2 separate regions of the Homo sapiens genome follow, and region 2 is linked to region 1. A link is a contact called in ENCODE POLR2A ChIA-PET data. All regions are on one chromosome and are shown on one strand. The core of a region is the stretch at or near the end of the contact, and the rest is flanking DNA. Distances in the headings are between cores, read along the strand shown.

Region 1 (7,173 bases), core at 3,855-6,354:
CACTGCGGGAAGTGGGCAGGAGACAGAAAGGTGACAGTGAGGAGGAGGACCCTGGCCCTGGTGGCCGCCTGCCCAATGGAGCCTGTTCCCACCACTGTAAGGGTTGATGCCTGCTGGGTGCCAGAGACAGATACAGGGAGATGAGGGGTGCTCTCGGAGCCCACTGCCAACCAGGACAAAGGGCGTGATGGCGGCAAGTGGATGAGTCAGATAGCAGGGGCGTGGCCTAGCCTGATGATGCAGAGAGCAGCCAGGGAGAGGCTGGGGACAGGCCAAGGCCAGGCCATGCAGGCCCTGCGCTGGCGTCTTATCCTGAGGCCCGAGGGACAGCAACCAACGCCATTGGGCACTGGGGGGGCGACAGGATCGGCTGGAGCCACAACACAGGTGGCCAGGGCTACCTTCAAGGCCAGGCCTTCTCCAGCTGGAAACTCACTATCGGCATCTGACATGATGATGTTGGGGCTCTTCCCCCCCAGCTCCAAGGTCACTCTCTTGAGGTTGCTGCTCCCAGCAGCAACCTGGATTACGCGGCCAATCTGTGGGGACAGAAAGACAGGAACAAGCTCTCAGTGCCGGGAGAAAAGAGTCCAGCACTCTATAGACACAGAACAGAGTCCCCCACAGCTTGAGTGAGCAACTGGACCACGAGAGACCTAGAGAATTTCACCAAATAGACGTTCACTTTTTTTTTCTTTTGGACAGGGTCTCGCTCTGTCACCTAGGCTGGAGTGCAGTGGCGTGATCTCAGCTCACTGCAGCCTTGACCTCTCAGGCTCTGGCAACCCTCCTGCCTCGGCCTTCCAAGTAGCTGGGGCCACACGCACACACCACCACACAAGGCTAATTTTTAACCACAATGGCAGTCCTGGTCAAGGAGTCTGACCTGGCCAAGATGCTTTGATTTGGGGCAAGCGGTCAGCTCTGGGCTATGTGGAGTCTGGCCAGGCCTGGCCTCCTTAGTCCACATGGGACACTGGCCCCTCCCAAGGGCAGCTAGTGTGGCAACCAGACCACGAAGGGCTCAACCCTGCCCCACCCCTCCTGGTACCTACAGGGTCGTCCTGGAGGAAAAGGCCTCCGCTTGACACCCGGGAGCTCACCTTGAGCATGTCGTCCACTGAGGACAGGGGGAGCTTGGGCCAAGGAGGCTGCAAGCTTGAGGCCAGGGTCACCTTACCTCAGTGGAGCCTGTGAATGCCACTTTGTCCACATCCTCATGGGAGGCAATGGCGGCCCCAGCCGTGGGGCCAAATCCAGGCACAATGTTGACCACACCAGGGGGAAAGCCAGCCTGTGAGCAAACAGCCAGGGGACATTGGGAGTCACCCTCCTATTCTGAAGGGCTCAACCAGGGGAAGACACATCCTTTCTCAGAGAGGGTGGGACAGTCTGCCAAGGACACATGTGGTCAGAAGCTAATTGTATGGGGCACTACATGGGAATTCTAAATGGGACGGAGAAGGAGTCTGTTCGCTGGGGTTCCCTGTGTCTTTGCCCCTCCCCTGACAGCATTCACTTAGAACAACAGTGGGTTTTTGTTTGTTTTTTGAGACCGAGTCTCTCTCTGGCACCCAGGCTGGAGTGCAGTGGTGTGATCACAGCTCACTGCAGCCTCAAACTCCTGGGCTCAAGTGATCCTCCTGCCTTAACCTCCCAAGTAGTTGGGACTACAGGTGCATGCCACCCAGCTGATTTTTAATTTTTTGTAGAGATGGGGTCTTGCTATGTTGCTCAGGCTGGTCTCAAACTCCTGAACTCAAGCAACCCTCCTGCTTTGGCCACCCAAAGTGCTGGGATTGCAGGCGTGAGCCACCAAGCCTGGCCTAGAGCAATATTTTTAATTCTTCAAAGGGGATCTTGCAGTGAAGTCCAATGTGGAAAAAAGCTAAGAGGGAGCCACTCTGGTTCACATGGTGATGGGGGCTCCACAAACACACCTCCCTGTTTAGGGACCCCTGAGACCCTTCTCAGAACTCCTTTAGAACAAGCCTCAACAAGGGCATTTAGAGGTTAAGACCAGGATAAGCCACGCACCTCCTTGATCAGGTTGGCCACATAGAGGGCGGTGAGGGGTGTCTGCTCAGCTACCTTCATCACAACCACGTTTCCAGTTGCCAAGGCTGGGCCCAGCTTCCATGCTTGCATCAGGAGCGGGAAATTCCACTGCAACAAACAACAGCAGCCCTCGAAATCCAAGCTTCCTCAGAGAACTACACTGGGTAGCAGAAGGTGGCAACCCCAGAGGGCAGAAGCAGCACCGAGTTCTCTGAACCCTGCGTGTCCTCCCCTAACTCCATCCATCGTGGTTTTAAGATGAATGGATGAGGCAGGCGGTGCACAACGATGACAGACTCACATTTATCCGTGCTTTTATGTCCGTGACACCATGCTAAGCCCTAATTACCTCCCTAAGACAGGCACTATGTTCATTTCCACTTTTCAGATGGGGAAACTGAGGCTTGGGGGATAAGTGACTTGCCCAAGGTTACAGAATTCACGAGTGGCAGTGCTGAGACTCAAACCGGATTGGCTTTGTCAGAGCCCATCTTCTTACCTGCCACCCAGGCTGCCTTCCGACACCACCCCAGAACCTCTGCAATGAGTCTGGCAGACTGCCAAATCTCAGGGCACCCTGAAGAAACTCCAGGGAGGCTGGACTCACCGGAATGATCTGCCCGCACACCCCCACAGGTTCATGGCGTGTGTAGCTGAAGAAGTCTCCGTCAATGGGGATGGTTTTCCCGTGGTACTTATCAGCCCAGCCGGCATAATACCTTTAAACAAAGAAACGTTCAAGCTCGAATCAATGATTGTCAGGGACCCCTGCAAACCCTGGCAGAAAGAGAAGACTCAAACTGGTCCAGCTGAGTCTTTCTGAAAACTGTCTTTGCTTTTGGCTTATTCAGAGAGAGACAAGTGACTGCAAAGGTCACGAAAATCTACTCTAGGTAGCTAACCCCCAAGCCTCAGAATCGCCTGGGGTTCTTGTAAAAAACACCAGATCCCAGGAGTCCATTTCCAATCTACTCAATCCCACTCTCTGGGGCTCATGCCCAGGAATTAGATTTTTTTTTTTTCTTTCTTTTCTTTTCTTTTTTTTTTTTTGAGACAGCGTCTCGCTCTGTCTCCCAGGATGGAGTGCAGTGGTGTGATCTGGGCTCACTGCAACCTCGGCCCCCCAGGTTCAAGCGATTCTCTACCTCAGCCTCCCAAGTAGCTGGGATTACAGGCACCTGCCACCATGCCTGACCTTCTTTGTTTTTTTTAAGAAACAGGGTCTTGCTGGGTGTGGTGGCTCACACTTGTAATCCCAGCACTTTGGGAGGCCTAGGTGAGCAGATCACGAGGTCAGGAGTTCGAGACCAGCCTGGCCAAGGTGGTGAAACCCCGTCTCTACTAAAAATACAAAAAATTAGCTGGGCGTGGTGGCGGGTGCCTGTAATCCCAGCACCTCGGGAGGCTGAGGCAGAAGAATGGCTTAAACCTGGGAGGCGGAGGTTGCAGTGAGCCGAGATCACGCCACTGTACTCCAGCCTGGGCAACAGAGCGAGACTCTGTCTCAAAAAAAAAAAAAAAAAAGAAAAGAAAGAAAGAAACAGGGTCTTGCTCAGTTGCCCAGGCTGGAGTACAGTGGCACAATCATAACTCACTGTAGCCTTGACCTCCTGGGCTCAAGTGATCCTCCCACCTTAGCCTCCTGAGTAGCTGAGACTACAGGCACATGTCACCATGCCTGGCTAATGTTTTTAAATTTTTTGTAGAGATGTGGGTCTCCCTATATTGCCCAGGCTGCTCTCAAACTCCTGAGCTCAAGTGATCCTCCTGCCTTGGCCTCCCAAAGTGCTGGGATTACAGGCTCGAGCCATTAGCACCTGGCTAGTGACCTGGGTTTGAACATGGGTTTGTGACCCTGGAAGAAAGCTAGCTAGGGGGTTGCCAATCTATGCAAGCCCAGGCATTGCAGCTTCCCTCCCCCAGATCTATACAAACACAGTCTACATGACATGTGTTTTGCAAGCCCCAGAAGTTATTTCATCAGCACAAAAGCAGAATGCCAAAATTCAGGAAAGCATGTGGCCCCAACTGAGATGTACCAGGCTGCTCTCTCTGGGGTGTCCTTGCAGAGGGAGTTTTTCAGCCTTGGCACTGCTGACATCTGGGGCTGGAGAATTCTTTGTTGTGGGACTGTCCTGGGCATTGTACGATGTTGAGCAGCATCTCTGACCTCTATCCACTAGATGCCAGTAGTACCCTTCCCCTCGCAGTCGAGGCTGCCAAAAATGTCTCTGGACATTGCCCAGTGTCCCCGGGGAGGCGTGATTGCCCTGGCTGTGTGCACCTGTTGTGAAGGATACCGACTGTTTTCTTTTTTTTTTTCTTTTTTTTGAGACGAAGTCTCGCTCTTGTCTCCCAGGCTGGAGTGCAGTGGCGCGATCTCAGCTCACTGCAACCTCCGCCTCCCAGGTTCAAGCGGTTCTCCTGCCTCAGACTCCCAAGTAGCATGCCTGCCAAGACGCCCATCTAAGTTTTAATTTTTTTATTTTTTATTTTTTTTTCTGAGACAGAGTCTCGCTCTGTTGCCCAGGCTGGAGTGCAGTGGCGCGATCTCAGCTCACTGCAAGCTCCACCTCCCAGGTTCACACCATTCTCCTGCCTCAGCCTCCTGAGTAGCTGGGACTATAGGCGCCTGCCACCAAGCCCAGCTAATTTTTTATATATATATATTTTTAGTAGAGATGGGGTTTCACCGTGTTAGCCAGGATGGTCTCGATTTCCTGACCTCGTGATCCCCCCGCCGCGACCTCCCAAAGTGCTGGGATTACAGGCATGAGCCACCGCGCACAGCCTAAGTTTTGTATTTTTAGTAGAGACGGGGTTTCATCATGTTGGCCAGGCTGGTCTCGAACTCCTGACCTCAGGTGATCCACCCAGCTCGGCCTCCCAAACTGCTGGGATTATGGGAGTGAGCCACTGCGCCCGGCCCAACTGTTTTCTTGTCCAACCTCTACTCTTCTGGCACTGCTTCCTCCCCACCACCTCTGTTTACATGTCATAGGGAGGCAGCCATTATGTACACAAATGATCTGTCCACCCTTGGCCACAGCTGGCCAGAACCAAGGCCAGCCACTCAGGGTCCTCCCTCAGGAATATGGCATTACAACTAAAAGATGACAGCTTAGCCTGGCTGGAATCAGGCATGGAGGTACAAGAACAGGTGGTGTGGGCTACCAGGTCCCAATGTAAAAACTGGCCCTCAAAGCCAGTGTAGCTGAGGAGAATGAAGCAAGCAGGGAGGTGAGTGAGACTCAATGGCCTTTTGCATTAGAGACCTCTTGACTCTATCGTTTAAGTTGGGCTCAGTGAATTTCTTTCTTTCCTTTTTTTTTTGTTGAGATGGAGCCTCAGTCTGTCACCCAGACTGGAGTGCAATGGCACGATCTCGGCTCACTGTAACCTCCACCTCCTGGGTTCAAGTGATTCTCGTGCCTCAGCCTCCTGAGTAGCTGAGATTACAGGCATGCGCCACTACTGCCTGGTTAATTTTTGTATATTTAGTAGAGATGGGGTTTCACCATGTTGGCCAGGCTCCTCTTGGACTTCTGACCTCAAATGATCCACCCGCCTCAGCCTCCCAAAGTGCTAGGATTACAGGTGTGAGCCACTGTGCCTGGCCTCAGTGAATTTCTGGCAGCTCCAACACATGGGCTTTAACAAAGCCCTTGTTCCTTGGTCATTGAAATGTTTATGTTTGCTGGGCATAGTAACTCATGCCTGTAATCCCAGCACTTTGGGAGGCCGAGGTGGGAGGATCACTTGAGCCCAGGAGTCCAAAACTAGCCTGGGCAACATAGCAAGACCCCCGTCTCTACAAAAAATTTAAAAAGTATCCAGGCATGGTGATGCACGCCTGTGGTCCCAGCTACTTAGGAGGCTGAAGTGGGAAGATTGCTTGAGCCCAGAAGGTCAACACTGCAGTGAACTATGATTGTGCCACTGCACTCCAGCCTGGGCAAGAGTGAGACCCTGCCTCAAAAAAAAAAAATTAAAATTATCAATCAATCGCCAGGCGTGGTGGCTCACGCCTCTAATCTCAGCACTTTGGGAAGCCAAGGAGGGTGGATCACAAGGTCAGGAGATTGAGACCATCCTGGCTAACACGGTGAAACCCCATCTCCACTAAAAATACAAAAAATCAGCCGGGCATGGTGGCGGGCGCCTGTAGTCCCAGCTACTCAGGAGGCTGAGGCAGGAGAATGGCATGAACCCGGGAGGCGGAGCTTGCAGTGAGCTGAGATCGCACCACTGCACTCCAGCCTGGGCAACAGAGCGAGACTCCATCTCAAAAAATAATAATAATAATCAATCAATCAATCAATCAAACATTTTTGATTAAACCAAACCCAAAGCTAGTAAAAGGAAGGAAATAAAGACTGAAACGGAGATAGACAAAAGACAATATTTTCTTGAATAGAAAAATAATAAAATCAACAAAACCAAAAGTTTGGTTCTTTGAAAACATTTACAAAATGGACAAACCTTTAGCTAGGCTAAGAAACAGAGAGAAGACCCAAATAAGTAAAACTGAAAATGAAGACAACACTACAGATCTTACAGAGATAAAAAGGATTATAAGAGAATACTGTGAACAATTGTACACCAACAAATTAGATAACCTCGATAAAATGGACAAGTTCCAAATAACACAGAAAGTACCAAAAGTGACTCAAGAACAAAAGAAAGCATTTATGACTAATCACAATTTGTGATATTGAAGGATTTTCCCATGAGCTGGAGTCTAAATAGAGTAGCCTTCTCTGACTCCTGTGATCCTTTTGAATTTTTGTAATTTATTCATTTTTTGTTTTTGTTTTTGAGACAGAGTCTCACTCTGTCACCTAGGCTGGAGTGCAGTGGCGTGATCTTGGCTCACTGTGACCTCCACTTCCAGGGATCAAGAGATTCTTCTACCTTAGCCTCCTGAGTAGCTGGTATTACAGGTGTGCGCCACCATGCCCAGCTAATTTTTGTATTTTTAGTAGAGATGGGGTTTCATCATGTTGACCAGGCTGGTCTCAAACTCTTGACCTCACGTAATCCACCTGGCTCAGCCTCCCAAAGTGCTGGGATTATAGGCATGAGATACCGCGCTCTGCCCCTTTTGAATTTTTG
Region 2 (7,137 bases), core at 4,215-6,714, 100 kb before region 1:
CCAAGGCCGGGCACAGTGGCTCACGCCTGTAATCCCAGCACTTTGGGAGGCCAAGGCAGACGTATCACCTGAGGTCAGGAGTTCAAGACCAGCCTGGCCAACGTGGTGAAACCCTGTCTCTACTAAAAATACAAAAATTAGCCAGGCGTGGTGGCGGGCACCTGTAATCCCAGCTACTTGGGAGGCTGATGTGGGAGGATCACTGGAACCTGGGAGGCGGAGGTTGCAGTGAGCGGAGATAGTGCCACTGTACTCCAGCCTCCACTACAACAGCAAGACTCTGTCTCAAAAAAAAAAAAAAAAAAAGAATAAACCCAAAAGAAAACCCTGTTAGATTTAAGAAACACACCAGTACCCTTTTAACAGATATGACAAAAAGGAAATGTTCCTGCTTTTCTCTTGGGAATTAGGGGGCAGGAGAAATGAGGGCTCACCTCCCTCTTCTTCCATCATGGAAGTTGGCTCCCCAAGCTCAAGTGTGCCTCCTGTGAGTTCCAGCAAGCAGTCTGCAATGACAGCCACAAAAATGTCTTGGCAGTAGAGCTAATCTAGCAATGGTGTGGAAAATAAACACACAGGGCAATTGAAACCAGAATCCAGAGTCCTTGATTCAACTGTTTACTAATCAGAAAGGTCGGTATAGTCGGTCCTTTTTCTACTGCTGGCAAGTGATTTTTGTATATTTTATTACAAATAAAACAATATTGCTTGACAGCATCATCTGTCATCTTACAAATATACAACTACACAGTCCTAAAGTAATAGTATGTCTCTAGAACTGAGCTTTTCTTAAAAACAAACAATAACTATACTATTATTAAGTCCTGCACCCTAAATCTATACAGCAGCTTTAATCAATGTGGAAATGAAATTATGATTTATTAATTTACATAAAATTACTTTATACATTAAAGAATAATTTTTCAAATTGTTAAAAAAACAAAGTCTGAAGCTGTCATTATTGGGATTCGTGGGACGTGGTTTGCTCTTCTATCACCTGCTTCACAATTTCTGCCAGTTTTAGTCGATCTACTTTATCTGTGAATCCACGACCTGAAAGCAAAAAAAGAACAAGGTCAGTCCTCAAATTCTTTGAGAGGTGGCAGACTCTTGACAGAGACCCAATAAGGTCCACCTTACCAGTATCAAATTCACCCTCACCAGTGGGGGAACCACCCCCACCACTGATCAAAAGCAGTTCAGATCCCCCATTTTTCAGGTAGCAATTGTACAGTTCCACTAACCTGGCAGTAAAAATCCAAAGCTCACAACACACAAGCAAACCACAAAGAGAGACAAGATCTTTGTAATACATACAGCTGACAAAAGACTCATATCCAGAATATATAAAGAATTCCTATACATCTATAAGAAAAACACAACTCAGTGAAAAAAAATGGGCAAAAGACTTGAATAGGTACTTCACAAAAGAGGAAATCTAACTGGCCCATAAACATTTAAAATGTATATCAGTACGTTTTAAGGGTACATTTAAGGGTAATGCAAACTAAAACCACATTGCAATACCACCTACAAACTAACCAGGATAACGAAGATTTTTTAAAAAGACAATAGCAAGAGTTGGTGTGGACGTGAAGTAACCAGAACCCCCAAACACTGCTAGTGGGAGTTCATAAATTCACTTTGAAAAACTGGTAGCAGTACCCACTAAAGCCAGACAGATGAAGACCTCCATGAACCAGCAATTCTAATCCTATACACGTAAGATAAATGAGCTCATCAAAAGACATTCGCAAGAGTATTCACCACAGCCCTTTTCTTAATTCCCCAAATCTGGAAATAATCCTAAAGTCCATTCAACAGTAGAATGGAGAAATATAGCACACATTCATACAGTGAAAATGAATGATCTGCTGCTACACACAACATGGATGGATGTCACAAATATAATGACTAAAATTTAATTGACTAAAAGAAGCCAGACATAAAAGAACACAGACTTATCTGACTCCATTCACAAAGAATACAAAACCAGGCAAACTTAGGCTACAGTGCTAGAAATCAGGACTGTGATTACCTTTGAATGGAGGGAGGGAGTGACTGGAAGAGGATGCATGTTCTACTACATGATCTAGGTGCTGGTTACAGAGGAGTGTTCACTTTGTGAAAATTCACTTAAGTCTGTTATTTCATATGTGATCACTTTTCTAAAATGACATATTTCAAGTTTTTTTTTCCCTTTTTTTTTTTTAAAGACGGAGTCTCTCTCTGTTGCCCAGGCTGGAGTGCAGTGGTGTGATCTCAGCTCACTGCAACCTCCGCCTCCCAGGTTCAAGCGATTCTCCTGCCTCAGCCTCCTGAGTAGCTGGAACTACAGGCGCATGCCACCATGCCCGGCTAATTTTTTTTTTTTTTTTTTTTGTATTTTTAGTAGAGGTGGGGTTTCACCGTGTTAGCCAGGATGGTCTTGATCTCCTGACCTCATGATCCGCCCGCCTTGGCCTCCCAAAGTGTTGGGATTACATGCGTGACCCATCGTGCCTGGCCCTCAAATTTTTCTTTAAAAAAATCCCAGGGAAGTGAATCTCCTCCAAGAATGGGAATGGCCAGGCTAGCACTTTAGATTTCTTATGGCATGTCTAAGAAACAAGAAGGCAGGCCAGGTGCAGTGGCTCACACCTGTAATCCCAGCACTTTGGGAGGCCAAGGTGGGTGGATCACTTGAGGTCAGGAGTTCGAGACGAGCCTGGCCAACATGGTGAAACCCCGTCTCCACTAAAAAAAAAAAAATACAAAAATTAGCTGGGCATGGTGGTACGTGCCTGTAGTCCCAGTTCCTTGGGAGGCTGGGGTGGGAGAATCGCATGAGCCCAGGACGGGGAGGTTGCAGTAAGTCAAGATCGCACCACTCCATTCCAGCCTGGGCAACAGAGGGAGACTCCATCTCAAAAAACAAAACAAAACAAAAAACAACAACAACAAAAAAACGCGGAAACAAGTGAGGCATTGAAATCTTCAGTTTGCTCCCTTCCCTGAGCATCCTGGAGCATAAGTCTAGTACAGTTTGCTCAACTGGAAAGACAATATTAAAATCAGTTTCAAGCCAGGCACAGAGGCTCACGCCTGTAATCCCAGCACTTTGGGAGGCTGAGGCAGGTGGATCACTTGAGGCCAGGAGTTCAAGACCAGCCTGGCCAACATGGTGAAACCCCATCTCTACTAAAAATACAAAAATTAGCTGGGCATGGTGGCACTTGCCTGTAGTCCCAGCTATTTGGGAGGCTGAGGCAGGAGAATCACTTGAACCCGGAAGGCAGAGGTTGCAATGAGCAAAGATTGCGCCACTGCACTCCAGCCTGAGGGACAGAGTGAAACTCCGCCTCAAGAAAAACAAGGCAGTTCAAGAAATTCATCTCTACCTTATTTGCTTCGGGAAAAAAACTTAACCAGCAGTAGATTTGGCAAACTTTCTCCTCTTTCGTGAAACAGCTCTTCTCTAAGCCAAGCAGATCAGCGGGATCAGCAGGGTGGACTCGCTGGCACTTTGTCCTCTTTCTCCCCTTCAGCATCTGTTGCTTCTTAATGACCTGGTGAATAGTCCTGGTATCTGAGAGGAGTTCTGAAATTTGGGGGTTTTTTTTACCCAAGTGGTGTGTGATGGGGGCTTTCTAGTGTTGAATCTGCAATACACAATTCACTTGAACTCCGGAAAATAAGTGAAAGGGCCAGATATCCAGGTATGCCTGGGCAGTTAATGTAGAGCTAACCCCCATTCCACAATGCTCCACTCACTCTCCAGCCAGCCTCACTTCACTTCAAAACAGCCGCAGCTCAGGCCCCAAAGAGATCCTATATGTTCTAAACATAATCACTTGTCTGCATTCCTGGGGAAGGGAGTTGATGAAGGCTCCTACCATTCCAGCTGAAGCTCTGCAGAGTATCTCTTAGGAGTTTGCATTCCCGGTTATACTTCCAAGCCTCCTGCATTACTTCATTCAGTTTCTCATCTTCATTCTCTCCTATTGGTAAGGATGAAGAGGAATTTGCATTTTTCCTGCAGCATCATGGGGTTTTAGTGTGAGAGATGGAGGGACGTGATGTCCAACTGGTTGAAAAATGTTGACTGAATGTGCAAAACTTCACCAGACAAGGGCTTTACTGCTAGTCCCTACATTATGTAGACCGCATCTGGTATGTGGACTCTTTTTTACTCTGACATCTTTATACAAATCCACTGATGGCCCCAGAGTCTTAGCACCAGGGGATGGGAAATAGGCTGTGGCAGACTCTATTGCTGAACAAAAGACACCTGGTCAACCAAAGACCAAAAAGTGGGAGAGTGGGCTACTTTCTCTCCCCTAAGCTCATTTCTTACTTTAGAAAGCTATCTGAGGTACACTACATGAGTTCTCTTAAAACCCAAGGAATCTAGGGAGATAGATAGGTCAACCCAACTGTTTTCTGGCCTAGTACGTGAAGCATCTCATTTATCTGCTGAGAATAGCCCCTCACCCGCCGATGAGTGGAGAGAGAACATAACGAAAGAAAGCTCTCACTCCAAAGGACCCACGTGTAAGTCACTCTGCCCATGACATGAGTAGCAGCAGGAGCCACTTCTGAACTAAGGAGGTATTCTCTTATTTATGAGCTAATGGCAGCCTTGCACTCTAAAGGCTCTGGAAATGGTTAACAGCCTGCAATGAGATTCAGACCCTACCCACATTTTCCATTCTCCATCCCCCAACCTGTGCCCTTGTTGTCAAACTAAGAAAACACAAAATTGCATGCTTGCACCTGACACTGCCAATTAAGTCTAAACTAGAAATTCCACAGAAACAAAGGAGGGGCAGAACTTAACTGCATTTCTAAGCTCCCACTGTCCAATCTTTTTAGTGGGCATAGACTACCTTATATAATGTACTTTTCTTATAACACAAGATGAAACAGACAACCCAAAATTAAACCATTCCTTTTGCCATGTGCATGCATACACCCACCCACCCCTGCACACACACACTCACAGACACACAGAGGATTAGTAAATGGTGTGACCTTTACCAGCCTGGGGGAGAATACACTGAGCAATCACATCTCGGAGTTTTTCCAAGGCAACATTGGAATCCTCGGCTCCATTCTCATGGTCGTGGATATAGACACTGTCCTTTGGCTTGGTGCTTTAAGAGTTTGAGGGAGGGGTAATGACAACGTGAGACCCCAAAAACCAACTCTGGACAGATATTACCTCTAAACATAAGGCAACAGATGTATCAGAAAAATAACAATAGTGTCCAACTCCTGATACTATTTAAAGAACTTATCCTCTCCACCCTCTTCAGAGGCTAAAGACCCCTAGCTGAGCAAGTTAAATTTCTTAAATTTCAGAACCCAGTACTCAGCCATTCCAGCCATGAAGAAGAATCGAAGAAATAAGCTCAGTTACCCAAGTAACTTCCTCTTCCGCAGAATGGGGTTGTTCACTGAGTGCAGGGGTTTGAGGCTGACTTTCAGATCCTGGATTCTCATGTTGGCCAACTGTTCCGCGTGAGCCTGCTGGATTCCTGCAACCACTGCCTGAATGCAAACACTGCCGTCAGTTTTTCATATTCATTGCTGGGCACCTAAAAAGCCAGTCTAAGAAAGTGGAAAGGAAAAGCTCAAAGTACTAAGAAGGTAATTTCACTCTTATGCTGAAGGAATATAAATATTTTGATAAGGCAAAGGACTTTTCCCCATGGATCAACAGGAACCAGGAAACACCAGGCCAACCAAAGGTCACACAACAACTAGCCCTTCTTCCCTGGTGGGGGGACAGAAATGCGAGTAAGAAATACCAGCAGGAACCCCACTCAAAGCCACTACTGAGGGGAAGTGTAAAGAGGCACATATGGACATCAGCGGAAAGGCTGGCAGGCTGCTGCCCAAGAAGCCTTACAGACGGTATTGATTCACCTCAGCCCTGACAGCTCAGAGCCCTGACCATCTCACATGGCCAAGGCTGAGGCCACATGACCGAGGCCACAACCAGTCAAGTAATTTACAGTGAGAAATAGCTGTCATGGAGTCTGGAACTCTGGAAGTTTGTGCTTTTATGAACAGTGTATAATCTCACTACGGGCAGACGAAATCATCAGAAGGCTTCATAGGAATATGATCCCATTTTTGTATTTTTTTTTCCATTTTTGTACTTTAAAAGAAGGACAGAATGTGTGTGTGTGTGTGTGTGTGTGTGTGTGTGTGTGTGTGTATCCCAGAAAACGATCAGGAAGTATACATCAAGCCATAGATTACCTCACCTCTGAGGGGTGTGACTGTGGCAGGGAATGAAAGGGAACTTTTACTTTTTAACACGGCTGTACCACCTGAATTTTCACAACAAGAATTTTTTTGAGAGAGTCTTGCTCTGTCTCCCAGGCTGGAGTGCAGTGGTGCAGTCTTGACTCACTGCAACCTCTGCCGCTGCCAGGTTCAAGCAATTCTCCTGCCTCAACCTCCAGAGTAGCTGGGATTACAGGCGCATGCCACCACGCCCAGCTAATTTTTGTATTTTCAGTAGAGATGGGGTTTCCTCATGTTGGCCAGGCTAGTCTGGAACTCTTGACCTCAAGTGATCTGCCTGCCTCAGCCTCTCAAAACTGCTGGGATTACAGGCGTAAGCCACCATGCCTGGCCTTATCTCCTCATTTTTAAGATCTTGAGTAACCTCTATGTGCTGACAACCAGGATCTAAGTAATCCCTTTGGATTTTTGAATGACCAAACCATTTCTGGACAACAGGAAGACAACCACCCACAAATCAAAGAGAAGGCAGAGAACTGTACTTTCCAGTTCTCCTTTTTCTTCCATGCTCCAGCTAAACTTAGAAAGAGACGTCTAACACTTCCACCCTACCCCTTCAAAGCTGTTAACACTCAAGTCTGTGTCACCGCTTTGAGCTCACAGCCACACTATGGTCCCACCCTATAAATCTCATTCATTTGAATGTTCCTCTGCCATCTCAAACAATATCTAAAACCTAAAAGACTCCCTCTCACCCAAACCAGCCTCCTTCCTAATCTGTCAATGTTATCACCAGATATGCCACAACTGTCCCCTTATATCTAGTCTATCACGAAAAACTGTAGAAATTTTTCTTCAAAAATATTTAGCCTGTTCATTCACCTCTACTTCTCTGCTCCC

The links. ChIA-PET counts read pairs that join two places held with the same protein, here RNA polymerase II (POLR2A).
Region 2: POLR2A ChIA-PET joins it to region 1 with 11 read pairs in PC-9. The contact joins two enhancer-like sites. POLR2A ChIA-PET finds 5 or more read pairs at or near these places in 3 of 52 experiments (K562, PC-9 and activated CD4-positive, alpha-beta T cell).

Annotation. Positions count from the first base shown.
Region 1 is chr12:111,785,427-111,792,599 of GRCh38, reverse strand. It overlaps ALDH2 (aldehyde dehydrogenase 2 family member), which reads right to left. Exons shown (of 13, transcript NM_000690.4): 5 at 2,666-2,777; 6 at 2,038-2,166; 7 at 1,181-1,294; 8 at 437-539; 9 at 1-2. Among named protein-coding and RNA genes, the nearest start is that of MIR6761, 11 kb to the left of the region's middle. RefSeq lists enhancers at 1-688, 689-1,614. Within about 2 kb of position 5,104, at least 9 of the 41 ENCODE cell types and tissues checked have a DNase peak (open chromatin) inside an H3K27ac peak, as active enhancers do.
Region 2 is chr12:111,886,883-111,894,019 of GRCh38, reverse strand. MAPKAPK5 (MAPK activated protein kinase 5) reads right to left here. Exons shown (of 14, transcript NM_003668.4): 11 at 5,402-5,532; 12 at 5,020-5,135; 13 at 3,876-3,980; 14 at 1-1,053. The coding sequence ends at 959. Among named protein-coding and RNA genes, the nearest start is that of MAPKAPK5-AS1, 47 kb to the right of the region's middle. Within about 2 kb of position 5,464, at least 2 of the 41 ENCODE cell types and tissues checked have a DNase peak (open chromatin) inside an H3K27ac peak, as active enhancers do.